Regions from separate parts of the Homo sapiens genome. Here regions 1 and 3 are each linked to region 2. Evidence: read pairs that join two places in POLR2A ChIA-PET (ENCODE). Cell type or tissue: IMR-90. All regions are shown on one strand.

What was found. ChIA-PET counts read pairs that join two places held together with the same protein. Peaks named below come from ENCODE experiments on the same cell type or tissue, not always from the same donor. Only the 100,000 strongest peaks of a DNase experiment are listed, where the experiment ranks them.
Region 1: POLR2A ChIA-PET joins it to region 2 with 10 read pairs; 4 of 35 experiments call an interaction of 5 or more read pairs at or near these places.
Region 3: POLR2A ChIA-PET joins it to region 2 with 14 read pairs; 3 of 35 experiments call an interaction of 5 or more read pairs at or near these places.

Annotation. Positions count from the first base shown.
Region 1 is chr2:69,767,963-69,771,962 of GRCh38, reverse strand. The region is part of intron 1 of ANXA4 (annexin A4); the gene reads right to left. Among named protein-coding and RNA genes, the nearest start is that of ANXA4, 28 kb to the right of the region's middle. In IMR-90, no CTCF peak of the experiment used is centred here; a DNase peak (open chromatin) is centred at 1,552.
Region 2 is chr2:69,379,782-69,383,781 of GRCh38, reverse strand. All of the region lies in intron 1 of GFPT1 (glutamine--fructose-6-phosphate transaminase 1), which reads left to right. Among named protein-coding and RNA genes, the nearest start is that of GFPT1, 5.4 kb to the left of the region's middle. RefSeq lists an enhancer at 2,262-2,311. In IMR-90, no CTCF peak of the experiment used is centred here; a DNase peak (open chromatin) is centred at 2,331.
Region 3 is chr2:69,326,513-69,330,512 of GRCh38, reverse strand. GFPT1 (glutamine--fructose-6-phosphate transaminase 1) reads left to right here. Exons shown (of 20, transcript NM_001244710.2): 16 at 715-829; 17 at 1,089-1,216; 18 at 2,075-2,242; 19 at 3,438-3,599. Among named protein-coding and RNA genes, the nearest start is that of GFPT1, 59 kb to the left of the region's middle. In IMR-90, no CTCF peak of the experiment used is centred here; no DNase peak of the experiment used is centred here.

The DNA of each region.
Region 1 (4,000 bases), 390 kb before region 2:
ATAGTTTTGGAGCAACTGAAAGATAGTTGGGAATTAAACATATGAGACCTATCTCAATAGCAGTTACAAAAGGGAAAAATAAGTTGTAAATAAGTTCAACTTATTTCAACTAAGATTACATAAATTCATGGAAATAATTTACAATGAATTCATAAAGAAAAAGTAGGTATGTTGAGAATACATCTATACTGGTTTCCAGGATGTCCAGAAGGATAATAATACACTGTAACACAAATTGCCCAGTTGTATCTGCCAGAAATGGGCAAGCCAGGTGCTGACTCAACTAGAAAGTTTCTTATGTCCTTATGGCAGACTGCAGGGATGTGGAACAAGAACTTCTGATTTCAAGTCCTATTTAGTAGGCTATATGTGGAGGTAACAGTGTGGTGCATTCTCCTCTCTCACCCAGCATTTGGAAAGCGGGCAAAGTAGATACTTCCCTAAGCATTAGACTAGTAAAATCAGCAAACACCCATCAAAACAAAGATATGCAAACTCATTTTAATGGGAAAGAACGGCTCCTGGGTTGAAGCAGGCTTGCTGGAAGATATTAGCATGTTTAAGGAAAACTTGTGTCCATCAGCAGAGCAAGCTCCATGCAAAACTGGCACAGATGCTTACTTTGAAATATTCATCTAAGCCCTGTCCTACGGAAAGGGTGAAGCCAGTGGTCGGGGGTCAGATATTTCCCCACTGTGAAGATGAATTCTGTCCATCTAATACTCCCTTGTTCCATGGTTGCCAAGCACCTTTTAGGCTAGAGTTTGGCTTCCCAAATCAACCTGTCTACAAATATTGGAGCATGAGGATTTTTGCCTAAATAATATTTTTCCTTTCTTTTTTTTTTTTTTTTCTTTTTTTTTTTTTTGGAGACAGGGTCTTGCCCTGTTGCCCAGGCTGGAGTGCAGTGGTACAGTCATAGCTCACTTCAGCCTCGAACTACTTAGCTCAAGAGATCCTGCCGCCTCAGCCTCCCGAGTAGCTGGAACTACAGGTACGTGCCACCACGCCCAGCTAATTTTTTTTTTTTTTAAATTTTCTAGACAAGGCCTCGCTGCATTGCCTAGGCTGGCCTTGAATGCCTAGGCTCAAGCGATCGTCTGCCTCACCCTCCCAACGTGCTGGGATTACAGGTGTGAACCACCATGCCTGGCACTGTATTTCTTAATATAAATAAATTAGCAATATGTGTGTGTCTGCACGTGTGTGTGTCTGCACGTGTGTGTTTGCATGTGTGTGTGCGTACAGGTTTAATGAGCCTGGTGAATAGGAATCCTCCCTTTCTTGTCGTGCTGAGAGAGAGTTTCTCTGGGTCTGCTGGATGTTGCATTGTGGTGAATTCACCCCGGTAACTGAAGCTCTCCTTCAGACCCCACCACAACTTGGCGGCCTCCATTCAGGTTCCTAACATTGACCCACATCCCAGAACAGGCCACCTGAGCCTATTATGAAGGGACCTGCCAGCCTTGTGGCACATTCCTACTGAATCCTTCCCTTCGCTGGAAGATCACATGTGAGTGAGTCATTCACTATTTTTCTTTGGTACATGGTTTCATTTTACAGCCCACAAGGATGACAAATTTAAACCACTGGTCTGCAGATTGCAAAGGGTGTGACTGGGCCCCACCCAAACACTAAAGGCTTTCAAAACTGTCTATGAAATAGGAAAATGAGAGTAACTCTCTTTTTTTCCTTCTTTTTTTCTTGGAACTTAGATCCTTCTAAAAGTAAAGGAAGTTTTATTGCAGTGACGGGGTTTGAGTTGGGAGAAATAACATTTTAAACGTGTATTCAAAGGCAAGATGTAGAAGGTAAAGGAATGAAAACAAATTTGGAGGCCTGCCTACTAGGCCATCTTAAATAAGAATCGATTCCAGCCTAGCACCCAGCTAGTAACTTACGGACGGTCTTTTGTCCATATTTTGGCCAGTTATTCACAGCACTGTTGAGGGCAATAATAATCCTTTCAATCCACAAGTAATTAAAAAACATGTATCTTAGGCCTGGTGCAGTGGCTCACACCTGTAAACCCAGCACTTTGGGAGGCTGAGGTGGGCAGATCACCTGAGGTCAGGAGTTTGAGACCAGCCTGGCCAACATGAGGAAACCCCATCTCTACTAAAAATACAAAAATTAGCTGGGTGTGGTGGCACGTGCCTGTAATCCCAGCTACCCGGGAGTCTGAGGCAGGAGAATCGCTGGAACCTGGAGGCAGAGGCTGCAGTGAGCCGAGATCACGCCACTGCACTCCAGCCTGGGTGACAGAGGGAGACTCCGTCTCAAAAAAATAAAAAAATGTATTTTACATATAATTTAAAACATCCCACGCCTTCTCTGCTCTTCCCACATCATGCCAAAGCCAGTTTTTACTCCAATGATTGCTTTGTCTAAAAGGCAGGGGAAGGAGGGAGGGAACACTTATTAAACACTCCTCCATGTTATCTTATCTACTCAATAACCTCTGGGACAATGACTATTATTTCCACTTAACAAGTTAAAAACTGAGAAAAGTTGTGTAATTTGCCTGAAGTTAGCATGAGGCCAGACTGGGATAAAACACCTAGTTTACCTGATTTGAAAGCCACTAGATACTACAGTAGTGAAAACTGGTTGTGGTGAGTTCTATCTTGTCTTAAGAGGTAGGGCTAAATATCTACATTTTATAACAATAAGGAAAGTCACAGTGGCCTCAATGATTGCTGGGAAAGCTGACTGGGTCCCACATGTTGATAGTTTAATCCTTGCTTTGTTGTATGGCCTTAGTTCCCAGGCTCAAGCTTCGAATAGTGCATAAATCAAAGAATATTCTAATACGCTTTATAAATGTGCAGCTTCCCTACCTTGTTTTTCTGGGCACCATCATCAACTTGCTTCAGATATAATGAAGTACCCAATATAGTGCTTTAGACTTTCCTAAGTAATTTTCTTTTTAATTTTTATTTTCTGAGTGACCCCTAGTGCCACCTGTGGACTAGAGACCTTTGGAATTTCAGTTGGCTGGTTTTTTGTTGGTGGAGGTTTTTTTTTGTTTTTTGTTTTTTAACTTTTCTTTTGAGATGGGGTCTCACTATGTTGCTCAGGCTGGGCCTGAACTCTTGGGCTCAAGTGGTCAGCCTGCCTCCACCTCCCAAAGTGCTGGGATTACAGGCATGAGCCACTGCACCTGACCTTCTGCCTTTTAATTGCAGACAAATTATTTGGATTTCCCTCCCCTCAGTCCAGTGACCTGAGAAACAAGAAGCTGATGTGGTAGTAATGCTGATTATTTCTATCATGGGACTTACAGGACAGTTTTACTGATGTTTCATGTTCATTCACCTACTCATTCAACACACATTATCTGAATGCCTGCCCCATGTCAGGTACCATTTGATTTACTAAACGGCACACTTTCCTTTCCGCCTGTATACCTTTCATGACAGTATATGATCCCCTATGCCTTGTAGGTTTAAGAGTAACCTGCCATTTAAAAAAATCCTGGAAGCTACAGAGATGACGTGGTTGAACTTCCTGCTGTAAAGACTTTACGACCTTTCTCAATGGTCCTCTCCCAGCTTCCAGTCATCCTCTCTCTGGCCCTGCGCTCACTCCTCCACAGGTAGGCTTTGCCACTGCTAAGCAGCTGTAACCATCAGGAGAGCTGGCCTTGTATTCCTTATTCCATCCTCTAGAGCCAGAGGGACTTTATTTTAAAATAAGTAGTTATTGAGCTAGTTGTACTGAATGCTTATGTGTTTTGTCACTATTATATCATTTTGCCCTATTATTTTCCAGTGGACTGGACATGATAATTTAAGTTTTAGAGAAGTTAAGCATAGTACCCCAGGTCACTCAGTAATAGGTGATAAGAGCTATGTTTTCATAGGTCTGCCTGTCTTTAGAGACCTTTATATTATACCATGCTGAATACATGCTATAATATATACTCGCATATACTATATAGTATGTGTATACGTGTATAATTATATGAATATTATATATGTGTACATATGTATATATT
Region 2 (4,000 bases):
TAGTGGCGCATGCCTGTAATCCTAGTTACTCGGAAGCCCGAGGCAGGAGAATCTCTTGAACCCAGGAGGTGGAGGTTGCAGTGAGCTGAGATAGTGCCATTCTACTCCAGCCTGGGCGACAAGAGTGAGAGACTGTCTCAAAATAAATAAATAAATAAGTAAATAAATAAATAAATAAATGGAATGTTTGCAAATGAGATCCTTTTTAAAAGCAGTAAAGGAACTTGCAATTTTAAAGTATCCTAAAATGAATTTTTCAAAAGTTTTTTGTAATTATACTGTCTAATGGCTTTGGAGATAATTGAGGGATGCTGAGATTGGCTGCTAGGATTGGTCATAAAACCAGTACTATTAACATATCCTTACATATACTGGATATGAAGAAGTTGTGAGAGAAAATAATTGCTTAATAAGCATTTCTTCAATTGTCCCCTGGAAATGGAGGTTAATAGGTTCTGGTAATGAGCAGTAGAAGGCGGGAAAGGGTTTTGTAACACAAGTTTGGGAAATTCTGCTCTTGGAGATTCACAATTAGCAAGATTAAAGGTTCCAGAAAGTTCTAAATATATACCTAACTTTAACCAGGTAGTTCTTAAACCTTTAATTATGAAACCTTTCTTTACTTCATTCCTTTTTAGCATCCGGTGAAATAGTGTTCTGTTTCTGTGGTTTGAGAATTTTTTGACCGTATATTTCAGGTGCCTAGAAAGTGTTAGAAGATACTTGCAGGTATTTGAAATGATGGCTTTATACTTGGCACTCTGCCCTTTGCAGAGATGACTAAAATAAGAGAGTTGCCTTCAAGAAATTGCTGCCTGATCAGAGGAAAGAAAATGAATGCACATGCAACAGCTTCAGGTGAAAATACACAGTCCTTGTTCATTGCCATGTCATAGACCACAAGTAGAATGAGTAGAAATTTAGAGACTGGAGAGCTCTGGGGTTTGGGTTTCTGTGTTAGGTTCAGGAATGTTCTGGGTGATGGGGCAGGACTTTTACTCAACTTGTAGAGTATTAGTATACTGTGAGAGGTAATCATTAATGGCATATGTTAACCGTCAGTGAATGGAGGCGGAAATAGTTTGAGAACTACTACCAGATGAAGGAGGAAATAGAAGTGCCAGGAAAACAGACCAAGGAACAGTGGTTAAAGGCAGAAGAGTTCCAAAGTAGTATATTGCCTTGAACAGAGTCTATAAAAGTAGAAAAAGGTCATTCATATGTAATACTGCAGAGAAGTTAATTGGATATGGTTATGAAGAAATTATTAGAGAAATTGCATATGTCAAGGCAGAAGGGTCTCAGTTTGTGTTTAGGAGGAGGGCTGCAAGTAATATGAAAAAGAAGAGGATTTTGGGATTGAGGTCCCCTGGGAGTGTTGAGAAGTTGAATTCTAGAGCTGTGGTTCCTGACCTACAAGCCCTGAAGTTGTTACAGGGTGTTCATTGCTTATTCATATGCTTATAACTTTGTCTGTAAGTTGAATAAAGATTGTTCTAGATCATTGAATAATAAAAATTTAACCCATTGTTGTGAAGGAGCCTCAGAATATTTTGATGTTAACAAAAGAGTTCTGTATTTACAAAGTTGGAGAAACACTCATCAAGAGTTAGGAGTAAGGCCCAGTGTGGGGTTCCCTCTGGTAATACCAGCATTTTGGGAGGCTGAGGTGGGCGAATCACTTGAGGTCAGGAGTTTGAGACCAGCCTGGCCAACATAGCGAAGCCCCATCTCTACTAAAAATACAAAAATTAGCCAGCTGTTGTGGTACGCACCTGTAATCCCAGCTACTTGGGAGGCTAAGGGAGGAGAAGTGCTTGGACCTGGGAGGTGAAGGTTGCAGTGAGCTGAGAACACGCCACTGTACCCCAGCCTGGGTGACTGAGTGACACTCTGTCTCAATTAAAAAAAAAAAAAAGAGTTATAAGTAGCCAGTGTTTTGGCTTACACCTGTAATCCCAGCCACTCAGGAAGCTGAGGCAGGAGGATTGCTTGACGCTAGGAGTTCAAGATCAGCCCGGGCAACATAGTGAGATCCCATCTCTATTAAAAAAAAAAAAATTAGCCAGGCATGGTGGTGCATACCTGTAGTCCAGTCTACTTAGAAGACTGAGGTGGGAGGATTGAGTCCAGGAGTTTGAGGCTGCAGTGAGCTATGATTGTGCTGCTGCACTCCAGCCTGGGTACTGGGTGACAGAGCAGGACTGTTAAAAAAAAAAAAAAAAGTTACAAGTAGGGGAGAGGCTAGCTTCAGAGAGTAGTATGTGTAATATGTCTCTCTTGAGATTACAAGGAAGGATGAGAAGTATTTATATATTGTTAAACTGTTGAAAAGAAGATGGGTGAGGGGCAGTGACTCATGCTTGTGAACTCAGCATTTTGGGAGGCTGAGGTGGGAGGATCACTTGAGGCTTGGAGTTTGATACCAGCCCGGACAGCATATTGAGACCTTGTCTCTATATTTTAAAAACAAAAAAAGAAAATGAAGACTTTAATTCTGGCCAGGCGCAGTGGCTCACGCCTATAATCCCAGCACTTTGGGAGGCCGAGGCGGGCAGATCACCTGAGGTCAGGAGTTCGAGACCAGCCTGGCCAGCGTGGTGAAACCCTGTCACTGCTAAAAATACAAAAATTAGCCAGGCGTGGTAACACACGCCTGTAATCCCAGCTGCTGCTCAAGAGGCTGAGGCGGGAGAATCGCTTGAACTCAGGAGGTGGAGGTTGCAGTGAGCTGAGATAGCGCCACTGCCCTCCAGCCTGGGTGACAGAACGAGACTCTGTCTAAAAAAAAAAAAGACTTTAATTCTATAAAGTAAGAATCTACCAAAAATGAAAAAGAAGCTGGGAAGAGAAAATGAGGATTTGAGAGTAGTATGTAGCTTAGACTCTAAAATAATATCTGGGAGAAGTTTGAAAGTTAAGCAAGTGATGAATTAATAGGATTGGTCAGCAGTTCGGAGGGCCCATCCGAAAGTGGACCGAAATGGATAGGATAGATGAGTTCTCCTTGGCTGTCATAGTTCAGTGTAGAGATGCTCAGAGACTAGGAGTCAGAGCACAGTGGACCCAGAGGGTTTGACTTGGCAGTATGATGAAAAATTGTAGTCTGATGTGAATGGTCAGAAGAGAGAGAGATGGAATATTTGAAGATTGTGAGCAGGAAGTACATGCTTTTTTTTCTCAAGAAAGATGATGACATAGGTTGACTGTGAGGGAATGTATAGAGATGTCATGACTTAACTAGTGATTTGAGCTCCAGAATGTTAAATGTGCAAGAGACGTGTCATGGAGCCCCTTCTAGTGGCAATAGTTACAGTAAAGTAGGGGAGACATGAACCAATTAAACACACAAATAATTGAAAGTCTTAATTGTTTCACTCCATATGTTATTTTTGTATGTGTGATTTATTTTATTTTACTTTTACATTTTTTATTTTTTTGAGACAGAGTCTCACTGTGTCGCCCAGCCTGGAGTGCAGTGGCGCAATCTCGGCCCACTTCACCCTCTGCCCCACCTCCTGGGCTCAAGTGATTCTTCTGCCTCAGCCTCCTGAGTAGCTGGGACAGGCACGCGTCACCATGCCTGGCTAGGAATTTTGTATTTTTAATGGAGACGGGGTTTCACCATGTTGGCCAGGCTGATCTCGAACTCCTGACCTCAAGTGATCCACCCTCCTCAGCCTCCCAAATTGCTGGGATTACAGGCGTGAGCCACGGCATCTGGCCTTTATATGTGCTTTTAGGATTGTAGAAGATGTACCTTGGCTGGATGCATTGGCTCATGCCTGTAATCCCAGCACTTTGGGAGGCCGAAACAAGAGGATCGCTTGAGTCCAGGAGTTCGAGACCAGCCTGGGCAATGTAGTAAGACCTCATTTCTACAAGAAATAAAAAAATAACTGGGCGTGGTAGCTTACGTCTGTAATCCCAGCTACTCCAGAGGCTGAGGCAGGAGAATTGCTTGAACCTGGGAGACAGGTTGCAGTGAGCCAAGATCGCA
Region 3 (4,000 bases), 53 kb after region 2:
GCAATTAAAAAAAAAAATCCAGCAATACCAGTGCAAGTACCCCAAGGAGAGTTTATCAAGCACTTGCCTTTTGACTTACACCAAAAACTAAATGTGGTTAGGCACATGCTGATTTGCTCATCTTTTCCTTCCTTTCTTAGGGATATTAGGAATTTTATAAGCATTCAATGGGTTATAAGGTGTTTGGCTTTTGTATCTAAGAAATAAAGGTTGAGTCATTTGTTCAAGATTCAGAAAAGGAGAATAGTGATAGATTTCCCAAGTACTGGTTCAGTTCACTGTTACTAAGATAGTTTATTTTTGTTTTTTGGAGACAGGGTCTCACTCTGTCCCAGGCTGCAGTGCTGTGGTGCGATCCTGGTTCACTGCAACCTCTGCCTCCCGGGCTCAAGTGATCCTCCTGAGTAGCTGGGACCACAGGTGCACACCACCACACCCAGCTAATTTTTGTATTTTTTTTAGAGACAGGGTTTCGCTATGTTGCCCAGGCTGGTCTCGAACTCCTAAGCTCAAGCGATCCCCCTGCCCTGGCCTTCCAAAGTGCTGAGATTACAGGCATGAGCCACCATGCTTGGCCCTAACGTAGTTTTAAGAGATAGAGAATATATACTGTAAAACCAATGGGAATTTTATTTTCAGCTTTTTAAAATTAAAAGTTCTAAATTCTTCAGATGCAGCTGCAACTAATTGTCCTGCTTTTTTGTGATGTTTCAGGCTTATACCAGCCAGTTTGTATCCCTTGTGATGTTTGCCCTTATGATGTGTGATGATCGGATCTCCATGCAAGAAAGACGCAAAGAGATCATGCTTGGATTGAAACGGCTGCCTGGTACAAAGACACTCATATATTACACTTTTGTTGTCTAAGGGAGTGGGTAATAGGTAAAATTCTCTTATCCTTGAAGCTGTGGCTTGTAGCTATTTAGTCAATAAGATCTTTCTACGTTTGCTCCGATGTATTAAAAAAATACCCATACTGATTGATAGCACAGAGGAATAGAAACACTGGTCTTTTGTTATTTGCTGCCAATATATTGTTATTTTATTTGTTTGGTTTATTGTCCTTTTTTGCTAATATTACTTCTTAGATTTGATTAAGGAAGTACTGAGCATGGATGACGAAATTCAGAAACTAGCAACAGAACTTTATCATCAGAAGTCAGTTCTGATAATGGGACGAGGCTATCATTATGCTACTTGTCTTGAAGGGGCACTGGTAAGTTTTCTCAGTTCTAATTAGTATCAGTCCATTGACCTGCAGACCTGACACATAGTCATACTTTTACATTAAATGAATGAAATAGGTAGAACTTTTGAAAGTGCTTCTGTATTTATGCATTGTGGTTTGTTTACTTTGAGAAAGTGCAACAGAGAACTCTGTTCAGAAGTGAAAATCAAAAAGAGTACATTTTAACATGATAAACTTGGATTTAGCAAGTAACTTGGGTTAATTTGTTCAAATATGAATAAAGATTAAGTTCTCTAGATAAGAAATTTAATTGAGGTCAAGCTGGGCACAGTGGCTCACGTCTATAATCCCAGCACTTTGGGAGGACATGGCAGGTAGATCAAACTTGAAGTCAGAAGTTCGAGACCAGCCTGGCCAACGTGGTGAAACCCCATCTCTACTAATAATACAAAAACATTAGCTGGATGTGGTAATGCATGACTATAATCCCAGCTACTTGGGAGGCTAAGGCGGGAAGATCACTTGAACCTAGGAGGTGGAGGTGGCAGTGAGCCGAGATCACACCACTGTACTCCAGCCTGGGCGATCGAAGAAGACTCTGTCTTAAAAAAAAAAAAAAAAAGGGTTAACCAGAAATATGAATATGTTTGTGATAATCTAAAATCTTTAAAAAGTCCTTGTGGAGCTTTAAAACTTCCAATTACATGTTGATAATATAGAAATAGTGATCTATTAACTTGTTAGATATATTTATAGATCAGTGGTCCTTTAATACTTTTGGATAGATAGACAGTGGCTTGACATATCAGATGCTTTTTATAATATTTACTTAAACATGGATTTTTGAAAAGTGGATTGAAGACAAATCTGGTTCTTTCCTATTAGAAAATCAAAGAAATTACTTATATGCACTCTGAAGGCATCCTTGCTGGTGAATTGAAACATGGCCCTCTGGCTTTGGTGGATAAATTGATGCCTGTGATCATGATCATCATGAGAGATCACACTTATGCCAAGTGTCAGAATGCTCTTCAGCAAGTGGTTGCTCGGCAGGTAAGTCGGGGGACTGTGAGAACACCTTGGGGATCAAAGAGGGGAGTTACGCTAGCTTATTTGAATGACTTACAAAACATGTTTACACGTGTTAACTCATTTACTTTGGAATACAGCCTTTGAGGTTTACATGTGAGGAATCAGATACTTAAGAGTTTTTTTTTTTTTTTTTTTTTGAGATGGAGTCTCTGTCACCCACCCTGGAGTGCAGTGGCACAATCTTGGCTCACTGCAACCTCTGCCTCCTGGGTTCAGGCAATTTTCCTGCCTCAGCCTCCCAAGTAGCTGGGATTACAGGCACACTCCACCACGCCTGGCTAATTTTGTATTTTTGGTAGAGATGGGGTTTCATGTTGGCCAGGCTGGTGTCGAACTCCTGACCTGAAGTGATCCACCTGCCTCAACCCCCCAAAGTTCTGGGATTACAGGCATGAGCCACCCCGCCTGGCCCAGATACTTAGAGCTTTAAGAAGACCAAGGTCATAGATCTCATATTGGGCAGAACCAAGACCAGAACTGAGGTCTTGGTCTCCACATCCTGTCTTCTTTTAGTTAACATATGCTGTTCCTTTTTAATTTAATACTTCTAAAACATTTAAAAATGTATTTTAAAATATTTTTAAATATATATTTCAGCTGGTTGCAGTGGCACATGACTGTAGTCCCAGCTACTCTGGGGACTGAGGCAGGAGGATCACTTGAGTCCAGGAGTTTGAATACAGCCTGGGTAGCATAGTGAGACCCTGTCTCTAAAACAGTAAATAAAATAAATTAAAAAAAATTACACACACGCGATATATTTCAGGGGAAATCTAACATCTAGGTTTTATTTTAATATTATATAATTGAGTTTTCTTCAGATCAGTTGGCTTTATATATAAATTCCAAAAGATATTATTCCCTAAGCACAATGTGGTGGTAATGAACTTGAGCTTTGAAGTTAGGCAAACCTGCAGTCAAGTACTAAGCCTGGTATTTCTTAGTTGCATGAGTTTAAACAAATTACTGGATCCCATAACGCTTCTGTTTCCTCGACTATAAGTAATAACAATCAGATTTACTACACAGGAATTTAAAGAAGTCTGTCCGTGAGGCTTCATATGGATTATGCAGTGCAATTTTTGCACATTCGTAAGCTATAGCCCTGCCTTTGCCCACCAGTGATGTTGTGTATGTGTGTGATTTTCTTTCCTAGGGGCGGCCTGTGGTAATTTGTGATAAGGAGGATACTGAGACCATTAAGAACACAAAAAGAACGATCAAGGTGCCCCACTCAGTGGACTGCTTGCAGGGCATTCTCAGCGTGATCCCTTTACAGTTGCTGGCTTTCCACCTTGCTGTGCTGAGAGGCTATGATGTAAGTCATCTACCACTGCAGAAATCTTGGGATGGTTTTTTACCTGGATACATTCTGATTTTTTTCTCCTAAATTTTTAACAATAGTGTTTGAGAAATCTATCAAATATATATCTGTCACCTGTTATATTTTCATGGCCCAATTTGTAGGTTACATCACAACATCTTCTTACCCATAGAACTTGAAGGAACCTTGGGGTTCACCTCCAAGATTGTGACTCACCTTGGGTAGTCTCCACCTGTTTTCTTAATATAACCTCTATCTCTTAACAGGGCAGCTATTGGCATTTGGCAGGACAATTCTTTTTTGTTTGGAACTGTCCCACACATTGAAGACTTTGTAGCATTCCTGGTTTCTCAGCCATTGTGGCAACCAAAACATAGTGCTTTTGTTTTTAGTGT